Linked DNA regions of Homo sapiens: region 2 is linked to region 1. The links are chromatin loops, found by intact Hi-C in ENCODE. Cell type or tissue: PC-9. All regions are shown on one strand.

Region 1 (2,500 bases):
TTCCTAAGCTAAGGAAATTACACTGAGATCAGAAGTGGCTGGAGCAGCAAATGTCACACTCCAAATGCCACATTCACAGAAGCAGAAAGGACAAAAACAAATCGGCAGCCCATTTTTGCACAGCTGTGAGATGGAGTGTCTGAAAAATGTAGTCTTGAGATATCTCACTTGTGTTTTTATCAGAACACTTCAAATGATAGCAGCAAATCTTTGGCTTAGTGGAAAAAAGTCTCCAGAGTTGGAGTTAGATGTCCTGGATCCTATCTAGAGTTCACCCTTACCCTGTCTTTGGGCAAATCATGCTTCTCTGGGTCTCGGTTTCCTCCTTCAGTCTAAATGGCTATATGGCCTCTCATGGCCCTAACACTGTAAGACAATAATAGTGGTATTAATTTGGATTAGTCAAACAAGGGACAGCTCCCTCAGGGCATAACTTTCTGCTTCCAGGTGATGCTGGCATCCCTCCACCAGCACCTGGATCCACTCCCCCAGGAGGATGAGGGTGTGATTTGTACATCCAGCTCTCCTACCCTGAGACCTTGAGTGACCCAGGATGCAGCTAAGAGACACTGGCCATGCCCACAAAGAGAGCAGAGGCCTGAGAAGGGGCTGCAGAGAGACGGGAGAGTTTTGCTCTGCTTGCAGCAAGCCCAAGAACTTAATTTAAACCTAGTGAGTTAATCAGCTGCAGTCTTCCAGTTTAATCCCTTAGAGCCAAAGCTTTCAAGAAGCCTTGACAGTCATCTGGGACCTATAAGGCGCTGTCCTGGGTCATGGTGGTGGTGGGAGGAGCTGGGGCAAGGAGCTGGCAGTGGGGGGCTCTGCAGACAACTTGCTTATGATTTAGTAGGAGAGAAGTGACACAAGTCAGTTAGTCACAATTTTTCTCTGAAGCCTTCTGAGGTGTGGCACTGGCCAGGATGTGGTAGAAAGTAAACACAGGTGAAACAGAGCTCTTTGAGAGTGCCCTGGAGGCCCAGGGGGAGTAGATTGTGTGTAATTATTTAATCATTCATTGGCTGGAGTTAAACTGTGGAAAGCCTCCAGGAGGAATAGTAGAACTTCCAGGAGGAGCTGGAGGGTGGGGAAGGTGAGAGAAAGAGCATTCCAGATGCCAGCAGAGCAAAGGGGCAGGGGTAGGGAGGGGCTTTGGGTGTCCTGGGAACCAGAACTATTCTTGGCTAGGAGCAGACCTGGAGGAGGAGCAGGAGGCGAGCTGGAAAGGTAGGTTAGTGTCAAACCTGTACAGACCTAGAATGCAAAGTTTATTATTTGGGCTTTAACCTGCATACCAAGGGTCAAAAATTGGCCGATTCCACTCATCCTGCAGATGGCTTTTGTTTGACCTGTATCGTGTTTTTATTTTTTTCCTTTTAAACTTGAGTTTGGTTAAGCATACAACATTTCACAAACAACATGGATTTCCAGCTTCTCTTTAAAAATAGGAAGGTCAGGCCTTATAGAGAATCTTCGAACGGAAGCTGAGTAGCCGCTTCCCTTTCAGGCAAGAGACACAGGGTCTGGCTTGCCACTGCCTGCACACCTGGTCCACCTCACTCACTTGTGGTGTCCTCTGGACCTTCACAGGTGTTTGAGTTCATCACCCTTGCCAGAGACAGCAGGCTGTAGAAAGTTTAGAAGGTCACAACTTGTGGATAACAGAGGAAGGTTGTGCCTCAGACTAACCTGATGCCAGCGTTTTGATTGGGAAGGGGCGAGAGTACAGGAAGAATATCTGATAGGAAACTGTTTTATAGGTTCAAGCTAGAGGTGGTGAGGTCCTGACCCAGTCAGTGGCAGTGAATGAAAATAAAGAGGTGGCCTTATATGCAGAAGGAACAGAGGCTGCCCAGTGCTGTGCTTGGAGGGCCAACAAGCTCTCTGTCTCAGATTCATGCTCAACAAGCTTGAATCCCATGCTCTAATAAGAATACTACCTTAGCTAGGTCAAGGCTGCAGTGAGATGTGATCACACCACTGCACTCCAGACTAGGTGACAGAGTGAGACTCTGTCTCAACAAAAAGAAAACAAATGACCTTAGCTCTAGGTAGTGAATAATACTTTAACACTTTTATCCAATGAGATCAGGAATGTCATTCCCCACCAGAACCTTGTGAGCTTGGTATTGTGACTGTCATCCTCGTTCTGCAGATAAAGAAATTGAGACTCAGAGATGATCTATTATTTGTCTACAATCATTCAGCCAGCAAAATGGCAGAACCAGAACAAACCTTTACCCATGGGCTCCCAGTCTGAATCCATCTCCCTTGGGCAGGGTGTACTCGTGTGACACATAGCATCACTCTCTGTGCTTTTTAAAACTGCAAATACATCTAGGAAGGTAGGAGAAAGCACTTCACCTCCCAGTGATGGTCTGAATATTATCATTGGATCTATATTTGTCTAGAGGCACGCTAGCATTGGGGACAGAGTGTAGGCTCTGGAGCCAGCCTACCTAGATGTGAATCCCATCATAACCACTCATTGGGTAAGTTACTA
Region 2 (2,500 bases), 250 kb before region 1:
GGGATTGTACCACTGCACTCCAGCTTGGGTGACAGACCAAGACTTTCGTCCAAAAAAAAAAAAAAAAAAAAAAGAAAGAAAAGAAAAGAAAACCCTAACTTTCCACCCCGAAGTAACAAGAGGATCAGAGGCTACTCCCCTTGACATTTTCTGCCAGGCAGTTGGAAAATTGGGAGTTAGCAACAAATCAGACCGATTGCGGGTCCAGTCTTCCTTTGCAACTTTGTAATTTCACTCCAGCCTCTGAATGGTTGTCTACAACCAATCAGACTGATTGCGGGCTACCACTTCATTTACATGAGGTGAGCATGAAGTGGCCAAAGGGAAACAAACCTCTAGAGGGTATTTGAACCCAGGCAGATTCTGTATCCAGGTCCTTGAGCCTCTGCCCTGGTAGCTCCTACACTGTGGAGTGTACTTTCGTTTTCAATAAATCCCTGCTTTCGTTCTTTCGTTGCTTCATTCTTTCTTTGCTTTGCTGGGCCTTTTGTTCAATTCTTTGTTCAAAATGTCAAGAACCTGGACAATTGCAGTCACGACCGTCTACCGGTGAGAGGCCCACACTTTGTCACTTACAAACTATGTATGACCTTGGCCAGATGAATCTCAGCCTGTTTCAACATCTACAACTGGTGGTAATACCCATCTATTCCTACAGACTTGTTAAAAGGATTAAATGATAAGCAGAAATATCTACCAAGACTTTACAAGCAAGCCAAACTGCTTTCTGTGCTTTTTCTTGTTTTTTGTTTTTTTGGGGTTTGTTTTTTTTTTTTTTTTTTTTTTTTTTTATGGTGAGGCAGAGGGAGTAACCTTTGGCGTCAACAGAAAAGCCACTAGGTTTCCTCTTCTTTTCTTCCCTGGTGAGTGATACTTTTTGGAAGATATCTCAGAAGTTTTTTAAAAGCTCATTTATGAAATATAACAAGACACATTTTCAATATCATGGAACTTAGGAGGATACAAAAAGCAAATATAATTTTAATCACAACAGGAGGAGTCTTTTATTGTTTTACCCCCACTCTCGGGCATCCTGGACACGCATTAACAGTCTACAACGGAGGGCTCATTCACGATTATAAAAGACTGTGAAAGATGAGTAACGATTTAAGGCTTCTCTCCAGAGGCCCTTCCCCAGCTCCAGGTTTAGGCTGAACTGCCCACGGGGACCATTTTCTTGCTGCCTAATCTCCCCCTCTTCTCCCGCCCCACGCGGTTCCACCCACTCGCGCGTCTCGGGACTCTGATGAACGTCCTAAACTCCAGCCTGGACGCTCTGGGCTCTGGATCTGAAGGGCGTGGAAGCACCAGAAGTCAAGGCCGCCTTCCATTCTTCCCTCAAGGCCTCAACCACCCTCCGATCCCAAGGTTGCGTGGTCCGGGCCGCACAACCCTCCTCTCCCTAGCTCAGCGCCTCCTCCACCCCCACCCGATGTCCCCAGGAAGGGTCAGCGCGGGGACGAGGTCTGGTCATTGCCCGGGAATTACCCGGCCCGGGAGCGAGCTCAAGGCGGGGAGGGCGCGAGCGTGCTCCTCGCGAGGCCCCGCCCCATCGCCAGATGCGGCGCTGTTGGTGAGCGGTGATTGGTGGGTGCAGCCGCGGAATGAATGGGGTGACCGCCGCGGGGGAGCGGGGCGGGCCCGCCGAGGGCGCGGGGCGGGCGAAAGGAGCCGAGTGGCGCAGGGCTGGCGAGAGGAGCCGAGTGCCGCGGGGGTGGCGGCGGCACCGCCCTGAGCCACAGGCAGTTAACGGTGTCCACGCCGCGCGAGTGGAGGAGGGGGCCCCAGGCAGGCCCTGGTACCCGCGCCTGGCGCGAGTGTGCCCACCGCGTTCCGGGAACCCAGAAGTGATGGTGGCCCTCAAGGGCCTGCGGTCAAGACTGGGGGAAGGGGTTGCAAAGGGAAGCCACGCCCGCCCCTCAGGCCGGTGACAAAGGGCGTCCCCGCCTCTCTGGATCCCTCCCGGGTTCTCGGAGCGCGATGTGCCAAGAAGGCCCGGCTCCTTTGATTGGAATTCATGTCTGGACACCCAGTTTTTTTCTGTCCCTACACCAATACCCCTTTTTGACTCCATATTTTAGATTCAGTCACTCAGGCCAGGTGGCTCACACCCCTGATTCCAGCGCTTTGGGAGGCCAAGGAGGAGAATCGCTTGAGCCCAGGACTTCGAGGCTGCAGTGAGCGGCGATCGCGCCACTGCGCTCCAGCCTGGGCGACAGAGCGAGACCCTATCTCGAAAAACAGGAAGAAAAAAAAGTGTGCGCACACTTTATGCCCGGCACACCCCAGTAACAAGGTAGACTTGTTTCTGCCATCCTGAAGTGTAATAGGGAAGGTAGGAGGTAAAAATGAGTAAACAGAACAACTACAGATTGTGCTAAGTGCTGTGGACAAAGTAAAGTAGTGGCTGAGGAAGAGGAAGTAGAGGAGAAACTGATTTTAGCCAGGTATGGGAAAGACCTGTCGTTTTAAAACGATGACTTCTCAATTGAGACCTGGG

Evidence for each region. Peaks named below come from ENCODE experiments on the same cell type or tissue, not always from the same donor. Only the 100,000 strongest peaks of a DNase experiment are listed, where the experiment ranks them.
Region 2: it touches region 1 in a loop (15-fold over the local background); 3 of 110 quality-filtered maps call a loop at or near these places.

Annotation. Positions count from the first base shown.
Region 1 is chr6:53,111,109-53,113,608 of GRCh38, reverse strand. No RefSeq gene overlaps it. Among named protein-coding and RNA genes, the nearest start is that of GCM1, 36 kb to the left of the region's middle. In PC-9, no CTCF peak of the experiment used is centred here; DNase peaks (open chromatin) are centred at 438 and 1,028; H3K4me3 peaks cover 918 bases; H3K27ac peaks cover 2,392 bases.
Region 2 is chr6:53,358,573-53,361,072 of GRCh38, reverse strand. No RefSeq gene overlaps it. Among named protein-coding and RNA genes, the nearest start is that of ELOVL5, 11 kb to the right of the region's middle. RefSeq lists enhancers at 694-1,201, 1,202-1,710 and a silencer at 1,462-1,821. In PC-9, no CTCF peak of the experiment used is centred here; DNase peaks (open chromatin) are centred at 1,522 and 1,942; H3K4me3 peaks cover 1,608 bases; H3K27ac peaks cover 2,125 bases.